Regions from separate parts of the Mus musculus genome. Here region 1 is linked to region 2. Evidence: chromatin loops called from intact Hi-C (ENCODE). Cell type or tissue: gastrocnemius. All regions are shown on one strand. Links, peaks and the distances in the headings refer to the core of each region. The heading gives the core; the rest is flanking DNA. Region 1 holds the start of Gm36763 (a long non-coding RNA gene). Region 2 has its middle 12 kb from the start of Rufy1.

Evidence for each region. A loop is a pair of places that touch in the nucleus more often than their neighbours do. Peaks named below come from ENCODE experiments on the same cell type or tissue, not always from the same donor. Only the 100,000 strongest peaks of a DNase experiment are listed, where the experiment ranks them.
Region 1: a loop joins it to region 2, with 2.7 times the contacts of the local background. A loop is called at or near these places in 2 of 42 quality-filtered maps.

Annotation. Positions count from the first base shown.
Region 1 is chr11:50,530,437-50,546,545 of GRCm38, forward strand. It overlaps Gm36763 (a long non-coding RNA gene), which reads left to right and starts at 14,462. Exons shown (of 3, transcript XR_388623.2): 1 at 14,462-15,070; 2 at 15,783-15,936; 3 at 16,060-16,109. In gastrocnemius, for the core only: no CTCF peak of the experiment used is centred there; DNase peaks (open chromatin) are centred at 9,860 and 10,199; H3K27ac peaks cover 565 bases.
Region 2 is chr11:50,435,339-50,451,447 of GRCm38, forward strand. No RefSeq gene overlaps it. Among named protein-coding and RNA genes, the nearest start is that of Rufy1, 12 kb to the left of the region's middle. In gastrocnemius, for the core only: CTCF peaks have their summits at 4,846 (motif pointing left), 8,486 (motif pointing right) and 9,339 (motif pointing right); a DNase peak (open chromatin) is centred at 6,458; H3K27ac peaks cover 1,959 bases.

The DNA of each region.
Region 1 (16,109 bases), core at 5,411-13,410, 96 kb after region 2:
ATTGTAACCACAGCTTAATGGACGTGGATACAAATGGAACTAATCTGTTCAAGATCCCTTGGGTGACATTATGCTGCAGTCACTGTGGCGTTGGGGCTGAGACTAGATGGCCCTTCTACTTCTAGGCTCAGCCTGTCCTGAATGCCAGCATGGAGGTGCTTCTGGGGAGGCCAGGCCTCGAGTCCCACACATGCGAGCTGAGTCTGGTGGGAGTCTTGCTGGAGTCTCAGCTGCAGGCACACGGAGAACCTGGAGGAAGCTTGAGTGGGCAACGGGTTGTCCTGAACCCAGAGTCCCAGGTGGGGCTTCCATGACTTCACTCTGGGGTGAGGGTAGGGGTGCAGTTCCATCATCCTTCCTCCCTAAGGGGTGCACATGAACGTAGGCTGTCCCTGTCATGGGCTCCAAATCTGCATACTACTGTTGGCATGGGCTTTGGATTCTCTTGGAGTTATTTCCTAATTAACCTCATCCCTCATCTTCTGGATGCTTCTGGGATCCCAGGGCCCCAGGCTCAAGTCTCCTTGCCAAGCACGGAGCGGGCAGGCTTGGGTGAAGATGAAGGCCCTGCTTCCTTGGAGCTGAGCTCCCCAGTGGGGCACAGACAAAGTGTGTGTCTGAGGTGATTGGGAGAGGCTTTGTACTGTACAGCAAGAAGAGGATAGAATATGGGGCCTGAGAAGTTGTCTTCGATGTCTCAGCAGGTAAGAGTGCTTACCACCCATGATAACTGGAGTTTAATCTCTATGACCACATGGCCAAAGGAAAGAACTGACTCTCAAGCTGTTTTCTGACCACTACATAGGTACTGTGGCATACACATGTGAACACACACACACACACACACACACACACACACAGACAGAGAGAGGTACACACCCACCCTAAATACATGTAATAAACTTTTTTGTTGTTAAGTTGTCTTTGTCATGGTTTAATTGTTATGCAGCAAAATGCACTTATTTTTTTTACATAACATTTTTATTGATTTTCTGGGAATTTCACATCATGCTTCCTGATTATATTCGCTCCCCAGTCCTTCCATGTCTGCCCCCACACTCTTGTATGACCCCCCCAAAATAAAAATAATAAGACAAAAAGTCCAATTTGTGTTATTCATATACTCACTGGAGCATGGTCAAACTCTCAGTGGCCCGTCCCTTAAACTGACCTGGGTTCTTCCCATCTGCACCCAGTCAGAGGCTGTCAACTGTGCGGAGCTACACCTCAGTCCCTGGCACACTTCTTGCAAGTTCTCTTCAGTGGTTCCTGTCCAGGCTGTTACTTTGTGGGGGTGGGGAGTTGGGGTACGGGTAGCGGTTGTCACAGCAGCCTTCCACGCCCCTCCCTCTCAGCCGTGTGTGCAGTCATGGATATCACAGCAGAAGTGGCCTCTCTGCTCTTCACAGTCACTGGGAGCATGGATCACAGGCCTCTAGATGGTCTCTGGTCACAGTTCAGACCGAGAACATGACTCCTGGCTGCAGCAAGACCACAGACCCAGACACGATCCTCAGATGCAGCTTGGACCATGGACATTAACATGACCTTCAGTGATAACACAGGCCATGGACATCAAGCCAGATCCCAGCTGTAGTAGGATCATGAACCCAGACATGGCCCTCGGTGGCAGCACAAGCTTGGGCGTCACCATGACCTCAGGTGGCAGTGCAGACCACTCACATCAATATGGTCCCCAGGAGCAAGTGCACTGTTTCTTAAGCATATAGGTTGAAGTCCCATGAACACATACAGTCATGGGACTACTGCTTCAATTAAGATATAGAACACTCCCATCGTTCTAGCAAGTTCCTTCTGACTCTTAGTTCTTCGTCTAATTCCTGCCCTTTGTCCCAGGCTGTGCTGACCTCCTAGGTCTCTGGACACTAGTTTGGCCTATGTTGAAATGATGTTGCATCTGGCCTTTTTCTGTCATCATAATGGTTTTGAAAATTCAAATCTGTGTCATTACCTATAGTCACACCCTTTTCTAACGTTAAGTAAGTTCCATTTTCTGAGTTATTTTGTGACATTGTGTACGGCTCTGTTGTGGTTCTAGTTTCTAGAAGTCACACTACAGTTGTATTTGATATTCTTTTAAAATATTTATTATTATTATTATTATTATTATTATTATTTTCTTTTAAGCTCTAAGACATCCTGGTGTAGTTCACAGCACAGCTGGCACAAACTAGGCTCAGAATGCCAACCAGCTACCAGCTGCTGCCCTCCTAGAGTGTAACATTTGCCTAGGTACAAGGAAACACTCGAGCTGCCTACTGCTGGGCTATTTATTATTATTTTTAATTATGTGTCTGTGTAGGAGTGTGCATATGCATATGCCTGTGCCTGTGGAGGACAGAGGCATCAAATCTCCTGGAGCTGGAGTTATAGGTGGTTGTGAGCCAGCTGAGAATCAAACTCAGGCCCTCTGCTAGAGCGGCCAAGTGTTCTTTAACAATGGAGTCAGTCCTCCGGGCCTGCAGTAGACATTTTTACACAAGCTTTTTGTGAACTGGGAACATACTTGTCTTGATAATGACCTAAGTATAAGAATGTTTACTCATAGGATAAATGTATTTAAAAATATATTTTAAGTTTTATTACATTGTATTTCTTTTGTGTGTGTGTGTGTGTGTGTGTGTGTATACCCAGTGATGCCATGCCAATGGAGGTCACAGGACAACATGCAAGTTGGTTCTCTCCCTCCATCGTATGGGCTCTGGGGCATGGCAGCAAGATTCTGACCCCCTGAACCATCTTACCAGCCTAGATAAATGTATTTTTGCTTATACAGATGCCGATCATTTGTGCAGTGATCTTGTCTTCCATGCTACAACCAGCCACACCAGAGTTTTCCTGCCTCTGAGTTCTCCCGCTGCGGATGTTGTCAGTCATTTTAATTTTAGCCAATTTACACGGTGTGAGGCGCTATCTTCTTGTGGTTTTGATTCCCACTTCCATGAGGGCTTTAAATGTTGGAGTGGAGTGTCCTGAGGTGACACTTGATTATCTGTGCGGATGAGCTGTTGGGAGTTGAGCGGCTCTTTAAGATTTTCTCTTAAAGTCACATTAGGTAGTTCACATCCACTTACAACTCCAGCCCTGGGGACCTGACACCCTCTGTGGCTTCTGATGGTGCTTGCACTCAAACACACAGAAAACCACACTCACACACACAATGAACAAGAACAAGAACAAGAACAAGAAAACAACAACAACAACAACAAAAGCAAGACATGACATTGTGCACTTGGGATCCTGGTCCTTAGGGCTCGCTGGCTAGTCAGCTTAGTCCTCTGGCAAACTCCAGGCCAGTCTAGAGCTGATTCAAAAGAAGAGGTAGATAGCTGAGAAAGACGCCTGGACCTGGTATCTCAGGCTTGCTCTAGCTCCTGCCCCCTCCTCCTCTCTCTCCTCTATGATATGATGCATATGTTGATATGTATGCATATATACATGTACATGTGGGTGCACATGGAGACCAGAGGCAGATGTCTTGTGTTTTCTTCAGTCACCTTCTACCTTATTTTTTGACACAGGGTCTCTCACTAAACCTGGAGTGCCCCAATTCAGCTAGACGACTATCTGGCTAAGGAGCTTCAGGGATCTTTCTGTCTCTGTCTCCTCAATGCTAGGGTTACAGGAATGCACCACTGTGATGTCTTTTGGTGGATCCGCAACGTGGTAGCCTCTGCTCTCCAAATGTAGGTCCTTTTGGGTATACAGCAAGCACTTTCTAGACTGAGCCATCCAGCAGTCTTGGCTGCCATCTTGCAGTCTTGGCTGCCTTGCTTTGGGATTTAATCTTGCCTTCCTTCTCCTTTCTCACGTTTGACAGTTGCAGCCTCATCAGAGACTAAACTAACAGGGCCACCACATCTTGGACCTTGCATCTCAGGAACTCTGAGCTAAAAAAAACTTCTCCCCTTTAAGAAATTAGTCTGCTTCAGAAGGCTTATTATAGCAACAGAAAACAGATAAATCACCCTTGGGGGAGGATAGATAGTTGCCAGTACCAGCAGGTTGGCTTCCAGCATCTAGTAAAAATTAGAGGTCAAGTTTCTGATCAGGGCTTGTCAGGGACACAAGCACAGGGCGACTTGGGAGCCTTAGGGCTAGCCAAGTCTAATTGTGTCAGCTTTTAGCCACTGCCAAGTCTTATTACAGTGGTTCTCAACCTTCCTAATGCTGTGACTCTTTAATACAGTTCTTCATGATGTGGTGACCCCTAACCATTAAATTATTTTGTTGCCACTTCATAACTATAACTTTGCTACTGTTATGAATTGTAATGTAAGTATCTGATATGCCACTCCCAAAGGGATCAGTGACCCAGCGATTGAGAGCCACTACCTTAGCAGGAAGACACTGGGACTTAATCCTAGTATAGGCATTACTGACATCCTCTCAGTGTGTCTTCTGAGTCTCCCACCACAGTGGATCTTGCTGTCCACAGGATCCTCTAAGTCTCCTCTGACTTGCAGGTTTCATTTTCCTTTGCTTGCTGTCTGCCATTATCTCTCTTTTTTTGGGGGGGTTGTCTTCAAGTCCCTGACTACATAGGCACCTCTCCTGCTTTGGCCCAACCTATTGGTGATCTGAGTACAGGATCTGGATTGAGCTGGCCAGGCCTGTAAGCATGGTCGTTGGGCAAGGGTCATTGTCTCTGTGCCTCAGTTTCCTCATCTGTGAACTGGGAATGGCAGCATATCTTCCTCACAGAGCTGATGTACAAGTCAGAAGTGACACTGGAGACACTATCACAGATGTGCATACTGCAGCTGCCAATAGGTTCCCTCCCCCACACTATGTGCTGTGTCAGGTACCTTGCTTGGCCACAGTGGATCTATCAAGTGGTCACCCCCAGATGCTAAGACCAACCCCTGTAGATGCCCACTTTCTTCTCTTCTTCTTATCACCCACCAGACAAACTCTACTGTCTTCCTTTGCCTGTCTATCATCTATAGTCTTTCATAGCCATGGGAGCTGACCCAGATGTTTTGCTGGCCAACTGCTTCACTATTTTGGAGAATGACCTATGATAGCCATATTTTCTGTTTTGAATAGTTGGGTCAAATTGAAAGAATAAAGAGCAAGAGATAGACCAATAGATAGCCAGGCATTATCAAACTAGGTGCTCACAACATTCAGCAAACAGGCTGGGGAAACTGAGGCAGTTGGCTTGAGTTCTTGACTGAGCATCCCGTGGCTTTTGTCTTCTCTCTCCCTCTGCAGGGAGATGTCATGGGATAAACAACAGTAATGTCTACTGGAGAGGATTCACCTTTTGGTTGTCCTTAAGGACACGGTGCTTTTACTCTCGGATGTGTCTTAGTTACTCTTCTATTGCTGTGAAGAGACACTGTGGCCAAGGCAGCTTATAAAAGAGAGCATTTAATTGGGTGCCCTCTCATAGTTTTAGAGGGTAAGCCCATGATCAACATGGAGGGGAGTGTGGCTGTAGGCAGGCACGGTACTGAAGCAGTAGCTGAGAGCTCACATCTGATCTGCAAGTTGAAGGTAAGCAGGCAGAAAAGGAGAGAGAGAAACAGAGAAGGAGGGAGACGGAAATGAGCTCTTGAAACCTCAAAGCCTAGCCCTCAGTGACACACCTTCTTTAACAAGGCCACACCTTCTAATCCTTCCTAAGCAGTTCCACCAACCGGGAACTGAACATTCAAATATGTGAGGGCATGGGGGCCATTCTCATTCAAACCACCACAGACTGTTTTACTTGTCTTTTGTGCCAGACATAGTTGGGACAGGAGCATGCTATCTTCCGACAATGGGCCTCAGAGGACACGTTGAGACAAGCATGCTTGGGTGTGAAATGGGAGAGGGAAATCCATCTTCCAAAGCCTGTCTTTCAGTGAGCTCAAACAGCACACAATAATTTACCAGTATAAGGTATGTTGCACTCACCTGACCCTGGCAGGGTGGGTGTGGAGTGGGATGGAGGAAGCACAGGTAGGAGTTGGGGGTGGGGTGCCTGCCAATTGGGCACCTGATGCCCTGGTGTGGTTCAGTTCCCCTGCTGACTCCACCCTTCCCACTCTCCTCACTTTCCTGGCTCTGGTGTCGGTTGAGGGAAGACAATGGAGTAAGATGAAGAACCATGTCTATGGTCACTGTTGCCAGTGGTTACCGTACCCAGGACTCTTTATTGATGTGGTTCTGAAATTATGTCTCAAGGTCCACCAAGTAGCTCAGCTGCTGGATCCCCACTGTAGCACAGGACAAGACTGTAGATCTAACCCCATTCTCTGATGTTGGAGAGGCAGGAGCTGCAGCTGTGGGTGCTTGGGACCAGTTGGAAAAGTACCATGGACTTGATTATGAGCCAGTGCTGCTGAGTAGGAGGGTGCTTGAGAAGGGTTGATTCTATGGGCTGGTCTCAGGGAATCTTGCTCTGACTCAAGTATATCAAGTCAACAGAAGGACAGTACTCGGTCCTCATAAGGGCATTGCATTCAGCAGGCAATGCAGGTGCCACTTGGCCACTGATGTCTACCATTTATAGTCCAAGAAACTTGTGTAAAGGAATTCTGGTGGTTCTGTCAGGGGATGAAGACCAGTTAACTCTAGTCAGATGGATGCCACAGGGTCCCGGTGGTGTCCAACAACGATGCTCTGGCTTCCCTTTGCCCCTGGGTCTTTGAGGCTCGTGAGGAGTTGGCTTGGGCACACCCCTGCCCCCTGCTGCAGTTATCCCACAATGCCAATGAACCATAAAACCTAAAGTCCCAGTTTCACAAGTATATTGTGATGGTATGAATGGCCCCAAAGGTTCATATGTTTGAATGTTTGGTCCTCAGTTGGTGGAACTATTTGGTAAGAATTAGGAGGTGTGGCCTTATTGGAGAAGGTGGGTCACTGGGAGGTGGACTTTGAGGTTTCAAAAGTTATAGAATATAAAAAATTATATTCTAGTTAACTAGCTAGTCCTCTGCCTCATGGCAGTGGATCAGATGTAAGCTCTTAGCTACGACTCCAGCACCATGTTTGTCTTCTTGCTCCTACCATGATGGTCAGGGCCCCACCCTCTAAAAATGGAGGCAAGCTAGCAATTAAATGCTTCTTTTACAAATTGCCTTGTTCATTGTCTTTTGTCATGACAATAGAAAATTAACTAGGATAACATATTCCAAATGCAAAGAAACCCCATCAAATGTTTGAGGGTTGGCTCTGGCAGGCAAGGGATTCAGAGAGAATGAAAGGACAGAAAATCAACAGATTAAGAAGAGGCTCTCAAGGGATAGAGACTCCGAACTCAGTCTCCTTCTTCAAGAGCCCAACATGATCGACAAGAAAGGAGGGAGTGGATGGGGGTAGGCTCATGGTTGCTGGGTGGTCAGAGAAGGGAAAACCACTCTGGACAAAGCAGTAGACACCCCATTTGCAGTCCATACACTTGAGTTTGATTCCAGTGCTTGCTTGCTTGATTTACATCTCAAATGTGGTGCCCCTTCTGGGCATCCCCCTTCTCTGGGGCATCAAGTCTTTACAGGATTAGGCACATCCTCCCCCACTGGGGGCAGACAAGGGAGTCAGTCCTCTGCTACATATGTGTCGGGGTCCTCGGTCCAGTCCATGTATGCTCTTTTGTTGGTGGCTTAGTCTCTGGGAGCTCCCAGGGGTCCTGGTTAGTTGACACCGTTGGTCTTCCTATGGGGTTACCATCCCCTTAAGCTCCTTCAATCCTTCCCCTAACTCTTCCATAGGGGTCCCTGGCCTCAGTCCAATCATTGACTGTAACTACACGTATCTGTCTCAGTCAGCTGCTAGTAGAGCTTCTCAGAGGACAGCCATGCTAGGCTCCTGTCTGCAAGCACAGCATAGTGCCAGGAATAGTGTCAGGGTTTGGTGCTTGCCCATAGGATGGATCCCAAGTTGGGCCAGTCACTGGTCGGACATTCCTTCAGTCTCTGGTTCATTTTTGTCCCTGCATTTCTTTTAGACAAAAACAATTCTGCATCAAAACTTTGAAGGCGGCTTGGTGCCTTCATCCCTCCACTGGTGGCCCTGTCTAACTACTACTGGAGGTGGTCTCTTCAGATTTCATCTCCTCCCTGTTTGGCATTTCGGCTAAGGTCACCCACATTGCATCCTGTGTGTTTCTCACATCCCGGGTCTCTGAGACTTTCTAGATGTTCCCCCAACCCCATCCTCCACCTCCGATAGCAGCACATTTCCATTTGTAGTCCTGGCCGTCTGGGCTTCTCTCCTGTCTTCCCACATATCTGATCCTGCCCCCCTTTCTCCTCCTCCTCCCCTCTCCCACTCAAGTCTCTCCTTCCCTCTGCCACCCATGATTATTTTGTTTCCCCTTCTAAGTGGAATTGGAGCAGCCTCACTTTTTAGAGACAGGGTTTCTTGTAGACCAGGCTTCCCTCCAACTTTCTCTGTAGCTGAGGATGGTCTTGAACTCCTGATCCTCCTGCTTCCTCCTTCTGAGTGCTGGGATGACAGGTGTGTCCCATCACACCACATTTATGTGCTACTTGGCGTCGCCTGAGAGTATCACGTGTGCTATGCAAGTGCTCTGCCAACTGAGGTGCATCCCCAGACCCTGTCTCTTCTACTTAAGAAATTAAAAAAGTGTATTAAGAATAAGAGGTTCCCTGTTGCTGGAGGTTCAGATGGTGGCCAAATGCAGGGCTGAGAGTGGAAGGAGAGCTGTGGCAGCTTGGAACTATGCAAGTTGTGTGCACATAGGCCATTAATATGGCGTGCAGCTCACAAGAAGATGAGATGGCTGGCACTCCCTTACCCCATGCCTCATTTTGCTTCTCCTCCATTAAGATCTCCGGAAACTTTCTGGTCTTTCTTGACTCCATCAGTGGGGTGCAAGCTGATGCAGAATACACAAAGTTTGGACATCTGGGCTCTCTCTCTTTCTAAAATACAGGATCTCCCTATGTAGCCTAGGCTGTCTTCGAACTCACTGTAGACCAGGCTGATCTCAAATGCACACTCTTCCTGTCTCTGCCTCTCCAGTAGCAGTATCATGTGTGTTCACCATTTCCAGCTTCTGGGCCATTTTGGTCAAATACAGGCCAAGGGTTCAGCAACCAGGAAACGTCCTGACCCTTGCTACCTAAGCTGAGCATGCCACCTTCAGTAGGGCTTGGGCCTCCCCGATCGCCACACTCCTGGAGGGCACACCTTTGGGTTTCAAGGTCATTTTTCAGGTGAACACAGCAGAAGTACTAGGTAATGGTTTTGGGGTCTGCAATCACTTTTGATAACATAGGTGGACTATCTCTTGTCAGACAGGCTTGGGAACCAAAATGCTTTAGATTTTGCATATGTTTTTATATTTGAAAACAATTGATCCTGATCTTGGAATGTGTGCTTAGATGTAGGGACGTAGGAATATATCTCAGAGTTGGGATCCAAGTCTATGCACAAAACACATTGATAACACATTCAAAGCCTCACACATGAGACCTGCAGGTCACTCTGCACCATATACTTTGTGTGTTTGCATTTGGCTGTGCGAAGCCAGGTATGGAATTTTCCATTTGTGTCATCTTTCTTTAGATTTTGGAGCATTCAGAGTTCAGGTTAGGGACTCTGGTCACACAGGCACACGTGGGAATCACACCTCCTTGTGCATCTCTTTGTGCCATTGCTTCTGGTACCCAAAGTAGCTGGGGCATAAATGCCCCCATTTTTCAGATGATGAAATGGAGTCTCAGGAAAGAGATTGTCTGGGAAGGTCACGGACACCAAGAAGCAGCGGTCACACCAGATGCCAAGTCCCTGCTGGCTCTCTCACCAATAGTTCAGCCATCCCGGCCGACAAGCGCAAGGCCTGCTGGGAAGGCTGTCAGGTTGCCAGGATCCTGGGAGGACGAGGAGGCTGAGGTGGGAGCTGCGTCCTGGGCCTGCTCCGCTCAGCTCTTCTAATTGCTGGGAGCTGGCCAGCCCAGAGGACAAGCTGGTTACTGCAGACCTGGCGGAGCGTCCTGTTCCTTTGGGTGTTGGTTTTTTCCGTTGCAATAGAAATAACCTCACTCCTTCAAGCAGGGCTGGGCCAGCTTCTCCTGGTCACTCACATCCCAGATGGCCTTGGGAAACTCTGACCCAGCTTGGACCACCAGGGAGTGTGGTACTGTCACCTCATCAGCAGCTGGTCCTGCCTCTGGTGGTGACTTCAGGCAGTCCACAGCTAAGCCACGGGTTGTGGGCAGGGGTCCGAGCCTGGCTTCTTGCTCCTGAGTCCTCTGCAGGGCCAGCTGAAGTCTCTCCCTTTGCCTTTGGCCACCCAGGGAGCAAGGCTCAGCCATTTTTGTCAGCTTGACTTAGGATGCTGTCTTGCCACAGGCTGGAACTAGGATGTCTCCACAGAGCAGAGCTCTGGCCACTTGTTCTGCCTGCTTTGTGTCTCTTTTCCAGCCTATTCTTGGCTCCAATCAGCCCAAAGAAAACCACCCTAGCTGGGGAGGAGGAAAGAGAAACATCCCTAGCTCAGGCTGGCCACCCTTGTTCTGAGCAGTCTCGGGTTAAGATCCCTTCTCTCGGGTGGGGTCAAGAGTGTCCCATGCTAGCTCTCACTCACACATGGGCAAGCCTCCCACCTGTTCTCTTGTGCCCACTGGGTGTCTCACTCCTTGACTGTCTGGACAAAGATGATCCAGGGTTCTAGCTTCATTTCGGTTGTTGGGATAAAACACTCCAACAAAAACCAACTTGGGGTCCAATGGATACATCTACAGAACAACTCCCGCACCTAAGGCTCAGGGAATGTTGTGGAAGAGTGGGCAGGAAGATTGTAAAGAACCAAAGGAACAGGGAGTTTACGTGAGATTGTATCTCCTAGGAATTGCAGAGGCTAACCCCATAAAGTTTCACTACCATGACTTCCTAAATGTGAGCTAAACAAGGATACTAATAGACATGCCAGTGTGAGGGCAGAGGAAACCCATGAACCTCAACCCTACACAAAGAACTGCAGGCGACTGAGGGCTGTGGAGAGCTGGAGAAATAGACTTCCTCAAGGGACAAGCATACTGTTTGCCCAATACCAAATGGTCTGCCCCGAAAACATACATACAAATAACATTACATAGACTGGGCAGGTTGTATTTGCGAATGTGTGTGTATGTGTGTGTATGCATGTAACAACAGCTAATGGGAAAAGAGCCCATGAATTTAAAGGAGAGCAGGGAGCTTCAGTAGATGGCAGAGTTTGGTGGAAGGCAATGGAAAAATGTAACTATATTATCATCTCAAAAATGAAAGAAACAATTAAACACTTAAAAAGGCACAAACACAGATAGTTGTAAACCATTCTCATAGTTTCCAATATCAAGTGAAACTTTTTCAGGTTGTTCTCTTAGAGCTGTTATCCAATGTAAGCAAGCATTCTCAGTTCTTATAGACAGACAACGATGATTAATCAAGAAATATTTTTGAAAGAAAAAAAAAGGCAACTTGGTGAGGGGAAGGTTCATTTCTGCTCACAAGTCTGTCTTTGCAGGGAAGTCAGGCTGGCAGGGACTTGAGGCAGAGAGCTATCTCACATCCACAGTCAAGAGCAGAGATGAGTGTATGTATGCCTGCTGCTCAGCTGGCTTTCTCTACTTCTACGTAGTCTGGGGTCAGAATAAGGAGTGCGCTCTCTTTTAGGCTGGGTCTTCCCACATCAATTAAACCAGTCAAGACAATCCCTCCATGTTGCAGGATATTTGATCACACAGTGAACCCTGAGATTGTGTTATTTGTTAAAAAAAAAAAAAGCTGTTTCTAAGAAAGTTGTGGTGTGTGTGGCTCTGCCTTAGAACACACCTTTAATTCTTCTGGCTGGACTGTAGACACGCCTTTAGCACATATCTTTAATCCCAAACAATGAAGGTAAAGTTTGTAAAAGGATGTATCCACGCTTGAAAGTGATGTCTAATTGAGTGTCAGACAGTGTGATGAGTCAGGGAAAGATCTGACAGAATGAGTCAGGGATAGGATATGCCCAAACTCTCATGAGGACAGGAGACAGAGTCTGCTTAAGAGAGCACCACAGAAAAGAAAAAGAGAAGGAGACAGTTTTACTGGGAGAGTTGAAGTGAAGAGACATGTTGAAGAAAGAACAAGTTAGACACAGGTAAAGACAGAAGGAATCAGAAGATTAGAACAGATTGCTAGAGCTAGTTTGAGGTCAAGCAGAGCAATTCAGGAGAGGCCAAGAGAGAAGCCAGACTGAATCAATCAGCTTAGAGAGGAGTTTGAGCCAGAACAGCTGAGTTGAATCAGCCAGAGATCAGAAAGAACAAGAAAGGGTGAGCTTATTCAGCAGCAAATCTCAGAGGCTGAAAACATTCTAGGCATAGATTAGATGGTACAGAGGCTAGAAGCTTCCAGGACCAGGCCTAGGTTATCAGATGGGAGATGACAATTATGCCAGGAGAATAAAAGATACTTTCACACCCACAGACATTCTCACAGGCCAACCTGATGGCAATGGTCCCTTACTGAGACTCTTTGCACGTCATTTCGGTCTGTGCCAAGTTTGACAGTTGAACTATCACACTCAGCAACTGTTCCCAGCCCATCACAGGCCAGGGGGTCTGGGAAGGGACAGAGGGAGAATCAGCAGAGCATCAGGCCACACATCTGAGTCCTGCCTCTTCCACCTCTGTGGCTTTCAAAGGCCTAGACCAGCTAACCTGGAACCTTACCGAGGAAGACAAAATCCTGGCTGGGCAGGATATAGGCAAGGGAGAGAATTGAATGAAGGCTGTGTGCAGAAGAAGGGAACCCACAGGGTGCCAGTGACAGTGGAATTACTGTAGGGGCAAGAGATGAAGCAGGACTGACCAAGTACCTTTTAATGAAATACATCATCATTCTCCATAGTTGGCTCTCAAGATGAACAGCAACTTTATGTAGCAAATTGTAGCAAATTCAAGAGTACTGTGTGCCTGTGAGGAATGAGTATGTAAATGTGAACATGTGGATGGGTCCACCTGCAAGTCTATCTCCCACTTCTCTCTTACCCTACCTTGGTCCATTTTGTGTTACTATAACAAAGTACCGGAAGCAGGAACACTTATAAACAGGTTTATAGAGAGGTTCATTTGTCTGGTCCCTGGAGGTCCAGACAACCTAACGCTGCCATCCATCACAGCATGGCAGAGAAGGGCAAAGGGAAGCAGCTACCAGCAGAAAGTCCCCTAAGCTCCTTTAGCAAGCTCTTTTCTCAGAAATTAATCCGGTCACAGAATACCTACATTAATCCTTCCTGAGAGTGATGTACCATCACAACCTACTTATTTTCTTTTTAAAAATATTTTTATTTATAGTAAAAATAAATTTAAAAACATATTTATAATTATGTGTACCTACGCACATCCGTGCATGTGAGTGCGGTGTCCACGGATGTGAGGACAGGTCAGATTCTCTGGAGCTGGAGTCACACTGGTTGCGAGCTGCTTGGAGTGAGTCCCGGGGACTGAAGTCAGGTCCTCTGCAAAAGCAGTAGATGCTCTCAAGTTCAGCCATCTCTCCAGGCCGTGTTTTTCTTTGAAAAGTTTTATCATTTCAGTCTCCAACAATGGAGGCGAAGCGTCCATCACATGAGCCTTTGGGAAGGGACTTTATTTAAATCTCATCCAAACTCCAGCACCCAGCTTCTCTCTCTTGCCTAACTCCCCATCCTCTTTTTTTCCACCGTGTTTTGGGTATAGGGGTGAGTCCTAGGTCCTGAGGCCTCCTTGCCTTCCATGGTGACCTGACCAGAGCACCTCACGTGTAAATGTGCAGTCCATCATCGATCATTCTATCAGGTAAGTGTAACGCAAGGGGGGAAATGTCAGTCTGCTTAGTAAGGAAGAAAAGGGAAGAAGATAAGTCATTAAAAGTTAGAGGAGGGAAATACATACGCTTTGCAGTGCAGGGCTGGTTCAAGTAGGACCAGTTTGCTGCGACTTGAGAGATGCTCCTGATTGATGATCCACTTGCAGCCTTGATTCAGCTCAGCATAGCAATTATTTGTCTTTCTTCTTCTCTTGTTCTAGTTTTTCCCTGTATGTTCTGGTTGGCTTTCCAAATTCTCCTTCCAGATCAGAGAATTCCAAATTCTCTCTCCAGACCAGGGAGGGTCACACTGGCTCAGAGCTTAGGAGGATCAGCATTCAGTTCCCAGCACCCATGTCAGGTGGCTCACAGCTACCTATAACTCCAGCTCCAGAGGATCTGACACCCACTCCTGCCATCCACAACATCTGCACTCCTGTGTACAAACACATGACTGCAAAATTAAAAAGAAAACAAACTTTTAATAAATTGTTACTTTATTTTATGTGTATGGGTGTTTGGCCTGCATGTATGTCTGCACACCATATACACGTGTGCCTACTACCTTAGGAGAGAGAAGAGGATGCCAAACCTCCTGTAGCCAGAGTTACAGATGGTTATGGCTTCTATGTAGGTACTGGGAATTGAACAAGGGTCCTTTCCCAAAGCAGTAAGTGCTCTTAACCATTGAGCCATCTCTCCAGACACCACAAAACAAATCTTTAAAAAGCCATGTCCAAAATCATCACCTCCGCAGAGCTGTCCCCAGCCGGGGGCAATTACTCTTTCCCAGAGTTAAGCAGGAAAAGTACCTTCACCAAGTGTTCCCACAGTGCCCTATGATGGCCGACGCTTGCCCCTCCCTCTGTGCGTTCCTCTAAGGAAGGGGCATTGTTAAGACTTCTTGAGACTATTCAACACATTCACTGACTAAGGTAGAAGTTTGGCTATTTTAAGCTCAAGGTATCCTGGGAATCTATCTCTCCCCAAGGGTTCAGTGGATTTGACATTTTTTTTTGGAAGATAGAAGACATAAAAGCAGGTTCTGGCTGAAGCCAGTTCAGAGGACTCTGTGTGGCACTAGCTCAGAATGTATTGTAAGAAAGAATGATTTTCCCATAGTTGAAACCTCTTGATCCGTTAAATCCCACAAGCTGGAAGCCAGAGGCTATCTGTGTCAGCTTCACTTTTCGCTTCTCTCATTCCTTCACGCACAAGAGAGGTGTCCTTCGCTTCAGACAGTGGACAAGCCTCATCCAGTTATGTTTAGCTGGTAGGTAATGGGCTTCTGCTCTGATGTGGGTACCAGATGCTGGGGGAAGTGGGGAACTGTGGGAGGAGAGAGCCAGGAAGCACAGATGTGGGTTCAGGGCACCCACCCAAAGACCAGGGGTACCTGGGCCAGGCACAGCAGCTGACGTCAGCTGCTGGCTGAAGTTGTAGCCCACTGCATATGCCTTGTGCCGTGAAGCTCAGAATTTTTTGGACTAAGAGGGTTTTAGTCGAAGCTCTGCTCCTTTCTGCATAATAGCAGTCTCTGCTCATGAGATGATCCTGGAGCCTTGGGGAGTGCTCTTGGCATAGATCTGGGCCTGGTGCCATTTGGGATTGTGTCCTTTTAAAGAGAGGTAAGTGTGACCAGATAGGAGCAGGGCTGGAGACCATGCACAGTCTGGCTCTTTGGCCCTCTTTATCCCACTCCTTAGGTCTTGGGGTAGCCTTGGGCAATGCATGTGGCTTGAAATAAAGAGGGGGCCTCTGAGGTACATATTAGAGCCCATGTGGCAGTGAACACACTGAAGAGACCTCAGAAAAAGGTCTTGAGAGAGGAGGTTTGGAATTCCAAGACTTTCCCCAGCCAGGCCCAAGGTCCACCACTGGTGTGGGTATTGGGTAGGAGGTGCAGCCAAGACTTGTGGGAGCTGTAGACTGTGCGGGCTCCTGTCCCTGGTTCTACTCACAGCGCTGACCACATCCACTCCCAGGTCTGGCTCGCTGTGCTTCCTTCCCCAGCATCCACACAAAGCTCACATCCAAGTTCCCAGCATTCCCCTGGGGTGGACCGCGATATCCATGCATCCTTCCATGCTGCTGCAGACTGAATGGGACCTTCGGGGGACCCTAGGCTTCCCAAGATAGGTACCTGGGCGTGGCTTTTCCTGACAAACATTTTTCTTTTCTTTTTACAGATGGAAGCACTAATTAAGACATTTGAATGTCTTCCATATTCCTAATTCTTTGTTCTTTTCCTTTATGTAACAGAGATGATCCTGCCTAGCGCATTACCAGCTGGCCGAGTAAACATCGAGAGA
Region 2 (16,109 bases), core at 4,191-12,190:
TATCTATCTATCTATCTATCTATCTATTTTCTATCTATCTATCTATCTATCTATCTATCATCTATCTATCTATTTTCTATCTATCTATCTGTTTGTCTGTAAGTGTTATGTGTGTGCAGGTGCCTTCAATGGCCATAAGAGGCTGTCAGTTCCCCAAAACTGGAGTTATAAGTGGCTGAGTCACCATACAGTGCTGGGAACTGAACTCAGGTCCTCTGCAAGAGCAGCAGGTGTTCTCAACCACTGAGCTATCTCTCTAGCCCTGTGACTGTTTTTGTTTTGTTTAGACATCACCAAGTTCAGTTTCACACAAGTTTTCAGAGAGTTTTTTCCTAGCCACGCTAACACACGCGCTCCTCCTGACCTGCTGTCTCCTCCTCACGACCTGCGTGGCTTACCCCACACTGAGCTCTTCCTGATTCTGTTTAGCTGAATTTGTCCGTGCCTGTGTCTGCCTTCCCCTCTCCCAGGACGCAGCTCAGAGGGAAGCTTGTCATTTGTGTTTTCCTCTGTATCCCCAGAACATACTCCAAGTGTTTGTGAGTTTAAACAGTGACATTTATTCCACACACTCCAGCAAAGCTACCTTGAGTTAGTGGAGAACCTGCACACTCCTCTACAGGCTTGGCTGACAGAGCCTCCATTCTGTTGATCTTTATCATCTCTGCAGGAAGATGGGGACGGGAAGGACCCTGATGCTGTTCACCTCACTGACTGCTGTGGCTCATGACCTGGCCTAACTCCCAGGCACCTTCTTCCTTACTCCTCTCTTTTGTTCACTAGTTTAGCCTTTGTGATAAAGTGGTTGGAGGAGAGAAAAAAACTGCACACAGTGAGCCTGGGCCTGGGGTTATAGCTCCCTTGGCAGAGTACTTACGTAGGTAGCATCCACAAAGCCTGGAGTTTGAGCTCTAATACCTCGTGCTGGTGCCGTGAGCCTCTAGCAGACCTGAGCAAGGCACACATGTCCCCCACAGTTTTTACCCTTTCCCCCATTCCCTCTGCTTTGCTCAACTGTTAGACTGCATCCCTAAAGCTCGCCTCCAAGGCCTATTCCTTTATTTGGCCACTTGCTCCCCCTGAGGCTAACTACCAAGATGAAGAAGCTAACAAAGCATTGAAGTCTAGCAATCCAAGCCCCCTTTGGCCCCTAATCAAAACAAACCAAGTCATCCTAACTTGAGGTTCTTCTTTTTCCCTTTATATCCTGCCATTTGCTTATGGGCCACATCTGTGTTTTCTCTGCACAGAGGCAGTCCTTTGTCCCTCTGGTACAAATATCCCTTTTCCCTCCTCTTGTCCTTTCCCCTTCTCCCTTCTCCCTCATCCTCTGTTTCCTATCTCTGTCTCTTATTCCCTGCGGTTTGCCCCTCTGGGTCAAATAAATCTCCTTTGGGCTGAGAGCTTGGTCTTCGATGGTCCCTGAGCAGAAGGTCCTTCAAATGCCTGAGATCCCAGCACTGAGGAGGTGGAAGCAAGAGTGTCAGAAGGTCAAGGTCATCCTAAACCATGAGGTGACTTCGAGGACAGCTGGGACTAAGTGAGATTTGGCAAAAACCAAAAACCAAAACCAAACCAAAACATCCCAAACCCCAACTGTCCTGGCTGGGTTTGTGTCAACTTGACACAGCTGGAGTCATCACAGAGAAGGGAGCTTCAGCTGGGGAAATGCCTCCCCGAGATCCAGCTGTAAGGCATTTTCTCAGTTAGTGATCAAGGGGGGAGGTCCCCTTGCGGGTGGGACCATCTCTGGGCTGGTAGTCTTGGTTCTATAAGAGAGCAAGCTGAGCAAGCCCGGGGAAGCAAGCCAGTAAGGAACATCCCTCCATGACCTCTGCATCAGCTCCTGCTTCCTGACCTGCTTGAGTTCCAGTCCTGACTTCTTTCAGTGATGAACAGCAATATGGAAATGTAACCTGAATAAACCCTTTCCTCCTCAACTTGCTTCTTGGTCATGATGTTTGTGCAGGAATAGAAACCCTGACTAAGACATCAACAAAACAAAACAATCCCCCCAAAACAAAAACAAAAACCCTCAAACAAAACCAATCAAGCAACCTCAGAAACACACACAGCACATTGTACTTGTTGTACAGGAGGTTCAGGACTGAGGCTTGCCTGGGACCGGAAGTTGAGAGGAAGTTGACAAGCAGGTCAAAGGGCAGATGAAAAATAGTCCTCCTTTTCTGGCCCATGCCTGCTTTTCAGACAGGAAAGGACGTCTGATCACAAGGGGTCATCTTTCTAATCTCTAAGTAGTTATCCCCCCTACACACCCCATATGGCTATCCTCCTACCCACCCCAAGTGGTCATCTTTCTAATTTCTAAGTAGTGATCCCCCTACTCACCCCAGATGGTTATCTTTCTACCTCTACTCCAAGTGATTAGTCTCCTGGGCCACCCTCATGGGAACTGAGAATACAGGCTTTTGCCACCAGACCTGGTATTGGGGAGGTTTTGTTTTTGAGTTCTGTTTTAGTCAGCTTTGTACTACAGTGACACAATAATTTTAATAATCAACTGAATACAGGAAAAGGTTTATCTTGGGAAAATTATTTTGAGATTACAATATAATTAGGTCATTTCCTCCTTCTTGTTTCTTCTTCTAGCCCCTCCCATATGTCCCTCCTTTCTCTCTTTCAAAGTCATGGCCTCTTTTTTCATTAATTGTTGCTATATGTGTATATGATTATGTCTACCCATATAGTCCTAAATACATAAATGCCTCCTGCTCAGTCTGTATAATGTTATGTGTGTACATGTTTTTAGGGATTATCATTTGGTATTGGGTAACCAATGGATGGTCTCTTCTCTGGGGAAGAGTATTTCTCTCACTCCCAGAATTCCTTCATTGCCCATAGTCCTTTGTGAAGGATTGAGGCCTTGTGGGCTTTCTCCCTTCCACTTTAGGCTGCTATTGTTGACTGACAAGGTTTTAGTCCACTGACTCTTAATCTTGCTGCTTTGGGCCTGTGTTGAGACAGCACAGCATGGCCCGCTGTGTGTGTGTCTCTGTGTGTGTGGTTTGACTCTGTTAGCTATATTTTATTTTATTTTATTTTATACTTAGGATCGTCTTCTGAAAGAGCAGCAAATACTCTTGCTTTGAATTGCAGAGCTACCTCTTCAGGCCCCATAGAAATAATTTTAAAGTAAGTAAAAGGTTAAGTGTCAAAAATATAACAATGGAAATAAAAGATGTGAGAGAGAAAGAGAGAATGAATGAGAGCTGAAGAAGAAATGGCCACGTTGGAACAGCACCTTAAACAACCCTCCCAGAAGCAGCAAAGGAAACTCAGAGAACTAGATGATAAAAGGTGAGGGGCCAGACTTGCTGGAGAGATGGCTCAGAGGTTAAGAGCACTGGCTGCTCTTGCAGACAATCCAGGTTCAGCTCTGAGAACCCATAGGGTGGGTGATTCACACCCATCTGTAACTCCAGTTCCATGAAATCTGATGGTGTCCCTCTTCTGGTTTCCACAGGCACACATGTGGTGACCATACATACATACACGCAGGCAAACACTCATACACATAAAAATCAAAATACAGCCTTTAAAAAAATAAAAAATAGACATTTAGAAAACACGATTATAAAACCCTGAGTTCAGACCCATAGCACAATGTAAAAAGCTTGGTACAGCTCCACGTGCAGCAGTTCCAGAGTCTGGGTGGGGCGGCCGGAAAGGGGCAGCTCCTTGGAGCTTGTTGGCCTGCCAGGCTAACCAAAATGGCGAGCTTAGTGAAGGGACCTTGTCTCAAAAGAGAAAGGGGGAGAGGAATTAAGATAAATACTCAACATCAGCCATCAACCTTTGGTCTTCACAAGCACATGTATGGTGGGTGCACATGCCTGCACACACATGTGCCCACGTGTTGTCACATGTACAGTTACCACTTATGCACACACACACACACACACACACACACACACACAAGATAAAGAGAAGTTCCCTTACAACTGGCGGTTTAGGGGTAAGACTGACCTCAGAGTTTCTGAGGCAGCAAAGAGTGAGAATAGAAAGTGAGTGCCCTAGATTCACTTTTGCTGCTACGATAAAATAGCCTTACAACCCCCCCCTCCGTCCTTACCCCTGGAGGCCCCCCCCCCCCCGCCAATTTTAAAGAAGTAAGGAACTGTTTTAGCTCACAGTTCCAGATTACAGCCCACCATTGCAGGGAGGTCACAGTGACAGGAGCTTGAAGTGCCTGGTTATAGCACATCCGTGATCTAGAGCACAGAAAAAATGAACACAGGTCTGTGTAGTTAGTGCTCAGCTAGCATTCCCTGCTCTCAGATAGAGCGATGCCCAAACCAAGGGAATGGTGCTGCTTACTCTCAGCCTGGGTCTTCCTATCTCAATTAAAGCAATCAAGACAGGTGTCCCTCAGGCATGTTCAGAGGCCAACCGGATCCAGACAAATGCTCACCTAGATGTCCTTCCTAGTGTGTCTCCTTGACAATTAAAGGAAACGTTATAGAGTGAGTACATTTTTCAGTATTGTGAGCCCAGAGACGCAGCTATCCGGGCAAATGTTCATCTACACATGTGCATGTCATTAAGTAACACTCGAAGGAGGGCAGCTCCTCAGATGTTTGCTCACACAATGACTCACACTGGAAACAAGTCTAGTTTCCTATGACTCAAAATCCAGAAGCAGTAAGAGCAACAATGGATACATTTCATTACACAAAAAAGTAAAACGTGGGGGCGGAGAGATGGCTCAGTGGCTGCTAACTGCATTTGCTGCAGAGGACCAAAGTTCAGTTACGGGAACCCATGTGGGCTAGCTCACAACCGCCTCTAACTTCAGCTCCAGGGGATTTGACGCCCCCTTCTGTCTTCCTTAGGCACTGCATGCATGTGGCACACACAGGCACACTCTTCAACCTCAGATGATATGTGCATCATCTCTGTGCTATATGCCTGATGGCTGCCTTTTATCTAGTGAATTTTCAGTTGGGGTACAAAATAATAGGGCTCGTTATGACATTTTCTTACATATGCATATCTAACCTCCATCATCCTCTCTCTTCCCTTCTCCTCCATCCCATGTTCCTCTTCATCCTCCCAAATAGTTCTCCTTCCATGTTGTGCAAATGACACAATTTCCAGGCTGGCCTAGAACTCAGTTCTTAGTTCAGGCTGGTGGCAATTGTCATGCCTGCTTCCCGACTGCTGAGATTACAGGACTGAGTCACCATGCCCAGCTTTAAAAAAATCATTATTTTTTAAATATAGTACATATATATTTAATATTATGTGTATGTGGATTATGCTGGCATTTGTGTCTGTGTATCACTTACATGCATGGTATTCACAGGGGCTGGAAGTTGGGCTCAGATTCCCTGGAACTGGTGTTATCGACAGTTGTTAGCCACCAGGGATGGGGAAGATAGTTCATTTGATAAAGACAGCTGCCATACAGGAGTGAGGGCCCGAGTTCAGATCCCCAGCAGCAACATAAAAACCAGCATTTGCTGTAAGCATCTGTGACCTCAGCATTTGGTGGGATGTGGAGGGAGAAGACAGAAGAACAAGAATCCTGGAACGCACTGGCCAGCCAGCTGAGTCAATCCCTGAGTGTCAGGGTCACTGGGACCTTGTCTCGAAATATAAGGCAGAGAGTGAGTGAGAAAGACATATGGTGTCAATGTCTGGCCTCCGCACATGTGCATACATGTGAGTGTGCACACTTACACATGCAAACACCCATAGCAACGTGTGCACATCACACACACACACACACACACACACACAAAACATACAAATATATAAAGGGAGGGAGAGAGAGACAGAGACAGAGTCAGAGTCAGAAACACATACAACGCACACACAGACAGAATCCACTTTGTATTTATTGAGTTTGGGCTATCTAACATTTTATTGGAGTGTTGACTAGGTGATTGGCTACTTGAGTCTAGACCAGGGATACTCAAGCTGGGGTGGAGGGACCCTTTTACAGGGGTCACCTAAGATCATGGGAAAACACAGCTATTTACATTATGATTCATAACAGTAGCAAAATTACAGTTACAAAGTAACAACAAAATTATTTTATGTTCAGGGATTATCACAACACGAAGAACTGTATTAAAGGGTCACAGCATTAGGAAGGCTGAGAAACACTCGCTGGTCTAGACTCTAGGAAGATCTAGAAATGTGGACGTTATTAATGTACAGACAGTATTAAAGTACAAACCGAGGCAAGATAACTATATGAAGTCAGGACAGATTTGGGCCTCTGCCTTGGTAACAAACAGCCCCCAAATCTGGTTAGATTTAAAATTTTTTTTTTGGAGATGATCTTATTCCTTAGCCCAGGCTGACCTGGAACTTACAATCCTCCTGCCAAGTGGTGGAATTTCAGGCGTGCGCCACCACACCTGGCACCGCACTTCGTTTCTTGCTCCTGTGAAGCCTGCTGCAGGTCTGGGCTTCTTCCCAGCCCATCTGTCTCTCATAGCGTGACTCAGCCATCCAGCTGCTTTGGTTTTTGGTCACACGTCTCGATGTGAAGATCTTTTCAAATAGCTGTAGCCAGAGAAAAGGCAGCTGGAGAGTCGTGTGCCAGGCAGTGCCGGGAAATGACCTGCCTCTTCTGTTCACAGCTCCTAGGCCAGGACTAGTCACAGATGCCTTTCCACTCACTGGCAAAGCAGGAGAGGATATACAGATGAGCCAAGAGAACAAGGGAAAGTAGGTGGACAGAGAGGGAAAGGAGACCATGGAGAAGTAGAGCCAGCAAAGTGGATAGGGGAATAGAGGTGTGTTAAAGGAGGGGTGGAGGGAGATATCACAGAACCCAGGGAGGGAGTCACCAAAATGGGCAGGAATCCAGCTGCAATCCCAGGGTTTAGGAGGCTGAGGCTGGAGGACTGAGATGTGGAGGCCAGCCCGTGCTGGCTGCTGAGACCCCGGACCCCGCCCTACCCCATACACAAAGAAGAGGAAACTAGGGAAGCGAGCTGACTGAGGACCAGCAGGCAGAGACAACCTGAGATCTTGATTAAAATAATTTCCCAGAGCCGCATGCAAAACCAAGCAAACAGAAGCCTATTTGGCGTAGGCTTAAGTGAGATGGTGGGACGTGGGGAGGAATGAGAGATTAGTAAAGCCAAACAACTGGCAGAGGAGGTAAGACTGGGTGTTCTGTTTGTTCTCTTCAGTCAGGGCGGGCAGCAGCATCTTAATATGCTAGAGAAGGCCAGTAATGTGGAAAGCTGATGGAGCTGGAGGGAGGATGCTGGAGATGGACAGTACCTTGGGCAGGTGGGGGTGTGGCTGTAGGCACAGCCAGGATTACTCTCCATGGGAAGCAGGGGGAAGACAGAGGGGTTGGTAAGGATTCTGAGAGGAGAAACCCCCACCTCCTGCTCCCAGGGACACACCCATATTGTTTTTTATTCAGAAACTTCCTTACTCGCTCACATGCTGTGTGTTGTGCTGGAGAGTAGCTCAGGTTGTTGCGCTTGCTAGGCAGGTACCCTACCACTGAGTGACACCCTTGACCTACGCTTGGGCTGTTGCTTTTTAACCTCAGAGAAGTGTAATAACATTTTAATGTTTACCTGGCGACACTAATACTATGAAGTTACATTTATATTTGAGGTCACAGTCAGCACTAGTATGTCAATTACACTAGCATTTCATGTTATTATCATTATCATTTACAACACTAGTACAGAATCACTAAGTTTCTTGCTGGTCAGAAGATTCAAATTGGAATCTTACATCTAGTACTTATTCTAGCTGCCTCACCTGTAAAAGAGAGCCATGGCTGGAAAATGGGGGCAAGGGCTATGCTATAAAGAATGTTGGAGAGGAGTGTACGTCTTCCAAGGGCTTCAGCCTGCCTGTTGGTCTCCGGGTGGTTTAATGCACACTTTGTGAAAGACTGAAATGATTCAGTCCACACATGTAGAAGAAGATGAAAAGTTAACTCTTCCACCTACAATACCTAAACACATACCACATATTTATACATGCCCCACAGACATATATACAACACATGCCAGCATACATCACACACAGTACATACACAAAAACACGTACATAGACAAAATGTGCTGCAGCAAAACACATGGTATGTGCACGTACCACATACAATATGACATGTCACATAGAACACTCCATATATACCCAGACAAGGCAGACACATAGCATATGTACCTGTACACCCACAAGGCACACACATTTCCTGAAAGATACTGTATCATATGCATGCACATATATCTCATACAATACAACATGCAAACCATATGCACATGCTACGTGCACATATATTTATACCATGCCATATGCACAAATGCCTTGCTTACAGTACACTAGATATCCTTGCACACACAACCTATGTCCACACACTCCACATGTTCACACACTCACACACTATGTGTTGCTCATAAAATATGTATAGATATATCTAAGGCACAAACACAACTGTGATCCATAATCAGAAGAAGATTGTAATGACTAAAAGTACCACTAGGGGGCACTGTGTTACTTATCCATAATTCAGTCTTTGCCTTCTTTTATGCAATAATTAGACTGTATACAGTAGTTTTAAAAGTATGGCCCCAAATATTTTCATAATAGCGTTAAGATTTAATTTGACTTCTAAAGCACATACTTCTCATTCTCCCCTGAGAATGCAGTGGAAATTTCCAGAGAGACTTCAAGATGTGTGGCATTCCATAGACGCAGATGTGAGAATCCAGCTGTCATCTACTAAGCCAGGAATCTTTTTAGAGAGCTGTAAATGTTACCATGCTGCTCTTTAAACTAATTAAAAACTTTCTTTGTTCTTTTTTTTTTTTTTTTTTTTTGATACTGGCTGGCCTAGAACTTGTTATGTAGATCAGGCTTGCCTCAAATTCATAGGGATCCACCCATCTCAGCCTCTTGAGTGCTACAGTCAAAGGTGTGCACTAACACTCTCAGATTCCCACTAATTTTTAATAATATGTAGTTATTTTCATATACTATTGCTACAATGCAAAGCACTCATTATTTTCATTTGAAAATGTAAACATTCTAGGGGCTGAAGAGATGGCTCAGTGGTTAAGAGCACACAATGTTCTTGAGAGGATCCTGGCTCAGTTTCTAGCACCCACACCGAAGAGTTCACAACCTCTTTTAAGTCCAGCTTTGGGGGATACAACACCCCCTTGTGGCATCTGTAGGTACCTGCATGTATGTGATAAACATATGTACACTAAGATGCATACACATAAAATAAAAAATTAAATAAAAAATTAAAATTAAAAATATTTTAAAGTTTTTAATTATGCGTATGTGTTGAGGAGGGAATGTGCACATGGATGCAGTTGCCTGGGGAAGCCAGAAGAGGGCGTCAGCTTCCCCCAGAGCTGGAGCTTTGCACCTGCAGTTTCCAAAATCTTAAAGTATTTTTTACGTTGATATATGATAAATAAAATTGCATATATTTACTGTGTTTAACACGATGTTTTGAATGTGTATTCATCATGGGGTCGTTAAGTTCATTAGCAGGTAATTGCTTTACATCATTTTTTTTGGTGGTGAGAGCACTTTAAATCTGCTCTCAATAATTTCAAGATTATCTTAATAAATATTAAAAATTAATCATAACTACATATTTTCTTTTTTGAAATATGTACAGTGCCAAAGTCTCAGTTTCTTGTGATGAGAAGATGAAGTCTGAGAGGGGGCACAGGCATCGGCGTGGCCGTGGTGAAGACCTCAGGATGAATGACAGCCCAGTCTGCTTAGTCCTGGTCTTACTAATCAATGGCCATTCATTGCTTTCACGTCTTTTATTCCCCCATGCTGGGCATGGAGGAAAGGCCTTGCTATGCCACATGGGTGTGAGGAGCCGCCCTCACATTTGCCATTATAAGATGGCACTGACAGCTGTGTTCTAAGTGGTAAACATAGTCTGCACACATGCAGGGGCAGTTTTCCCACCATGTGTTCTGCCTTTCCCGTGATGACAACTGGGCCGATGGGCTGCAGCCAATCAGGGAGTAATACGTCCTAGGTGGAGGATAATTCTCCTTAAAAAGGGATGGGGTTTCGCCATTTCCTTGCTTGCTCTCTTGCACTCTGGCTCCTGAAGATGTAAGCAATAAAGCTTTGCCGCAGAAGATTCTGGTTTGTTGCGTCTTTCCTGGCCGGTCGTGAGAACGCGTCTAATAACAATTGGTGCTGAAACCCGGGACGGGACGAGAAGACCTGGGACGAGAAAACCCGGGAAAAGAAACATCTTCAGGCAAGAGAGAAGACCCCCTGCTACAGGGAGGATTCAGAACTGCATAACGGGGAAGAAGGGGTTAATAAAGTGTTCCCGTGAAACAGACTGTTGAGAAGGATCCGGCGTGGATTCAGAACTCTTCAGCTGGGGAACGGTACTGATGAAGAGAAAGAAGAGAGATGAGGACTGAATAAACTGCTGTTAGAAGGACTGGTGGTCGCGTGTTCTTGCTGGTCGAGAGCGGGCGCGACAATTGGTGGCCCGTACGGGGAACCGACTCCCCCACCGAGTTCAGAACTTTCAGCAGTCAGTGGTTGCCGGCAGGGTAAGTTCACGGTGAGTGAAACTTGCGACCCCAGGAGTTTAGGAAGGACCTCGATAAAATAGAGGTGAGCATAAAGTTGCCAGGAAGTAGGCACAAAGTAACCCAGGAGTTTGGGAAGGACCTCGGATAAAATAGAGGCAAGCATAAAGTTGCCAGGAAGCAGGCACAAAGTAAAGATAAGGTTCACGGGTTTGGGACAAGTTAAGGTTCCCAGTTTGGGGACAAGTTAAGGAACTATGATAACCTCAGTGTAGTGATCAATAGATCCTCGCTGTGTAGTTATGCTTTTTTCTCCCATTGACCCTTTGTGGGTAGGTCTGATAGTTTTGGTCTTGTTTGTTCTGATATATGGACTCTGTTACTGTTTGTGTGTAGAGGCAGTCAAGACAGGTCAGAAAATCCTTACAGAGCAACAAGAAAGTATGTCGGAAGAGGAAAAGGGCTTAAAAAGAAAAAGGAAAAAGAAAGGAGACACAGTGTTATCAGGTGGACAGAAAGGACAGGACAACAGAGTCGAGGCGGAGGAGGAGGTGAATTAGCTTCTGCGCCTCCTCCCTATGCCTCCTCGTCAGCCATCTATGGGCAGACCTTCTGTCCGGAGGTCTGGAAAGAGGATAGATTCTCCTTGCTGGGATGTCCTATTTTCACTGATCAAGCTAAATTTGCATGGGATAGAGATATGCTGCTTGATCAAGGTCGATTTGCACAACAACAGACAGGATATCCACTGCAGGTGTTTGAGCAGGTGAATCAGATTCCTATAAGGGCTTGGAAATCATTGCCTAACAGAGGGGAAGTTAGTGAAAACTTGACTCTCATATTGACTCCCCAGATGGACACACAGGTGATTGAGGTTATGGTCTCATCACCACGAGGTATTGTGTCCATCCCCCCTGGGGATCGAGTAGATCAGGTGTTGACGTGGGCGAGAGGGTCTGTTTGTGTGTTTCCACAGGACCAGATGGAACCTCTTTGGGTGCTGGAGAGATTGGTGAGACGCTGCAAGAATGAGGCTCCTGATCCAGTTGCCCCTGTGGATGTGGTGGATATTCCCACAAGCACAAACGATGGAGCCGAGATGGGAGATCCTTTCATTGTTCCAGAAGCCAATACCAGCTCGACATGACGTTCAAATTTTCCCATGCCTTTTTGATCCCTGAATTTCCCTTAAAGAGATAGCCCCGCTGGCCATCTATCCCTTGCTTTAGGGAAGATGAGTGGGGATGAGAGCCCTGGGATGTATGCTTGTTATAGTGTGTGTGTGTGTTTTGTGTTTGGCACATGTGTTAGGTGCAGAGTGTGCGGCCCGCACTTTCGCCATGGTAGCGTAGGCTTTTGCTGCAGTGGAGGCGGGACAATCTCCTCAGATTCGGTTTGCCGCTCTAAAAGAAATTATGCTGCGTTATGCCGTGGGGTGCGAGGCTAAGCACTGCACAGAGGATAGCTTGCTGTTGGCATCCTGTGGAAGGCACGTCTGATTGCATGAAGGTTCAGTGTCCTAGTTCCCTTCCCCCAGGAAAAACGACACGGGAGCTGGCCAAGACTTCTCTGGGTGATGAGCCTAAGGGATGGTTTTGTGTAGGGCCCCTATGCTTGCACACTGGGGATCAGACCTCTACCTTCACCCATGAGGCTTGCTTGCAGCAATTAAGATCTGGCCATAGATTAATCAACATCCTGGCCTTTTGATGCACCTGCCGCAAGCAAAACACAATCTCCCCAGGAGTGGCTTGGCATGATTGAGAGGTAGTCAGTGATAAGACTCCCTGGGCATGTCACCAACCTAAGACAGGGATCAAACCAATGCTGTTTGTCACCCAAGGACGGGTAAGGGGCATGGCTGCGGGGGGCTATCTACAGACATTCTCTCTGCCAGAAAAGAAAAAAGGGGGAGATGTTAGGAGCAGGTGTGGCGGCAGTCCTAAAGGCGCCAGGGACTGCAGCTAAGTCATATGACTTGCACCTGACTTCCTCATATAAGACACAAACATCTTGAGAGCTGCGCAGGTGCACCAGGATACCGGTGAATCCAGTTTGATGGAGATTTGCCCCTGCTGCCCTGATTAGCTGAAGCTGTGTGCCTGGTGAGGTGGCGTGGCCTGCTGTGCGTGGATGGGAACTGAGAGTATATAAGAGTGAGAGGCCCGGGTTAGAGGGAGGATTATTATTCGAGAGAGGATTACTATTAGTGGGGGAGATATAAAAACAAGGGAGATATAAAAACAAGGGAGATATAAAAACAAGGGAGATATAAAAACAGGGGAGATATAAAAACAGGGGAGATATAAAAACAGGGGAGATATAAAAACAGGGGAGATATATAAACAAGGGAGATATATAAACAAGGGAGATATATAGAGAAAGAAGAAACAGGACTGAATAAACGTGTGCAGAAGGATCCTGTTGCAGCATCGTTCTTCCTGGCCAGTTGGGGGCGCGCGCAAGACATGGGTACCATTATCACTGAGCCCCAGCCCCAGCTCTCGCATCTTCTTCTACCACAAATTAAGTTGAAGTTGACATGCTTGGACAAGTGTGTGTGTGTGTGTGTGTATGTGTGTGTGTGTGTGTGTGTGTGTGTGTGTGTGTGTGTGTGTGTGTGTGTGTACGGACACGGGCCATTTCATTGTTGTGAGTCTTTGAGGGGTGTAATTTCAGAGTCATAGGATGCTACAGCTCTCACGCTTTTGCTCTAAGCACCCTGGTTGTTGCTCCATGCCTTGCTATTGCTAGTCTTTTTGCTTTATAAACAGTTTATTTTTATTACATGTGTAGGAGTGTGTTCCCTATGTGTATGTAAGTTCACAGAGTTTATATAGCTGGTACCCTCAGAGGCCAAAAGAGGATGCCAGATCCCCTGGAGCTGGAGTTACAGATGTTCGTATACTGCTATGTGGGTGCCGGGAATTGAACATGGGTTCTCAGTGAGAGCAGCCAGGGCTCCTAACCTTTGTTTACTTTTGAGATGGGCTCTCATTATGCAGTCTGAGATGTCCTTGACCAGGCTGGCCTTGAACTCACAGAGACCTGACTGCCTCTACCTCCAGATTGCTAGAATTAACCTTTGAGTCAAAACTTTGAGTCAGTGCTCCAGCCCCAAATGAGTCTTTTTTTTTTCCCCGAGACAGGGTTTCTCTGTGTAGCCTTGGCTGTCCTGGAACTCCCTCTGTAGACCAGGCTGGCCTCAAACTCAGAAATCTGCCTGCCTATGCCTCCCAAGTGCTGGGATTAAAGGCGTGCGTCACCATGCCTGGCCAAATGTATCTTTATTATTATTATTATTATTATTATTATTATTATTTAAAGATTTATTTATTTATTATATGTAAGTACACTGTAGCTGTTTTCAGCTACTCCAGAAGAAGGCGTCAGATCTCATTATGGATGGTTGTGAGCCACCATGTGGTTGCTGGGATTTGAACTCAGGACCTTCGGAAAAGCAGTCCTTGCTCTTAAACACTGAGCCATCTCTCCAGCCCCCAAATGTATCCTTTTTAAAATGAGCATTTACATGGGTGTGTAGCAGAATCTCAGGGTTTTAGTTTGTAGGCCATGTTTAATTTTGTAGGTATCTTAAATTTGTTTTTTAAGATAGGACCTCATAGTCTACAGACTCAGTCTCCCTGTGTAGCTGAGGATGATCTTAAATTCCCGCTCTTGCTTCACTTCCTTCCCTATGCTGAATTACAGGTGAGTGCTGCCACACCCGGGTTATGCCATGCTGGTGTGGGGCCCTGGGCCTCATGTATGCTAGGCAAGCACTCTACCTGCTGAGTCATAGCCCCCCATTATTTTATATATTAACATATTTATATTTTGCCACATCCCATATTGAGGTTATTTTGATTCTTACTTTTATTCCATATACTCACCTGTGGTAATTTATTTCCAAAGCATTTAAAAAGATATGAACGAGTCCCACACCTTTGTTGGTTATTTTAGGGAGAATGGCGATGAGGTTAGGATCATAGACCCCCTGGGCCAGAGGGATCAGTTAGATGTATTTCACTGGCACTGTCTGACTCTGAGAAGGTGGCTCCATCTCTCTGGGCGTCTGTGGAACTCACAGCCCTGTGAGCATTGAATGAAACCACGGAGTTAAATCTTGGAGAACAGATGTTCAGAGAACTGCTTTCTGTTATAAGCCACGTTGGCCATGTGCAGAAATCCCCTTTCTCTCCTTAGGATCAATACGCAGGAGTGAAATTGCTGGGTCAGTGGGTGCCAACATTTTGAAGACTATTTTGACAGCTATCTCTGCACTGTTGCCCTAGCAGCATGCTAGAGCATTGGAGTCACTGAGCTGTGCTTAGAAAGGGGTGGCTCTTCCAGGAGTAGCCACCTGAGGAAGAGAAGCCTTTTAACGGTAAAGCCCCGGAGTTACTCCTCAGGTACCACAGAGGTCCCTGAATGTTTTGGCCTCCAAGTATCAGTTAGCTAATGCCACAATCATGTTGTATAACAAGCCATCCCCAAATCACAGCAGCACCCAACGCTAATCATTTGAATCTTAGGCAGAGTTTGCAGGTGGTTGCTATGGCAGCCGGACAGCTCCTCTCTACATGTCTATCATCCCCGTCCTTGGATTAGTAAGGGCGTGCACACCGGTGGATTATGTCAGGGGCCTCAAGGGAGCACATCTGCCACACAAACATATCTTAAGCTTTTGCCGGCATCACGTCTGCTGATACCCCATTGGCCAAGCCCAAGGTCAAGGGTTGGAAATGGCTCTCTCCCTGTACTGAGGCTATGGATGGAGTGTGGGCACAGGTGAAGATCTGGGGCTAAAATGTTGACCTACTACACCCTGTATCCTGCAGTCCTCGGTTACAAGAAAGTTTTTTTTATTGGTCTTGAAAGGACAAAGGAGATGTTTCTGTTTGCTTATGGTGACAGACAGATGGTACCTGCGTTGGTTAGTTTTCAGTGCTGTGATCCAAATAGCTGACGATTTAATAGAGGGAAGATTCTTTTTGAATAACAGTTAAGAGGCATTTCAGTTCATCCCAGTGGGGAAGTCTCAGTGTAGTGACATAGTCCCTGGTGGCGGGAGGTGGTGGCCACAGCTGGTTCTAGCTTGTTCACATGGCACCAACCAGAAGTCGGAGATGGCTGGCCAGAACCAGGCTCAGGTGTAATATTCAGAGTCCTCCTCTCCACAGCAGTCACATGGTGGGAACTGACTGTTTAAAACATGAGCTTGTGGAAGACATTGCAGATTCCAAATGTAGCAGTACCCAGTTTATGAGAACATGACTTAAAGATTTTTAAAATTCTTGATGATAGAAGTATTCAGAAGGAACCATACTTTGAGTTTTCAATTTGGATCTTTTCCCGTTATGATGCTGTCTTGGGGTGCTGGGTAGTGACCCCACAGCCATGAGGTAAATACCTGGTGTTTTCTGTTATACTATGGTACTGTCTATATTGTGCTTGGTAGGCTAGGAAAATTCTTTTTTTTTTTTTTTGATATGTGGTCTTATTATGTAACCGGAGCCAACCCCAAGCTCACCATTCTCCTAGTGTAGGCTCCAAAGCACTGGGACTGCA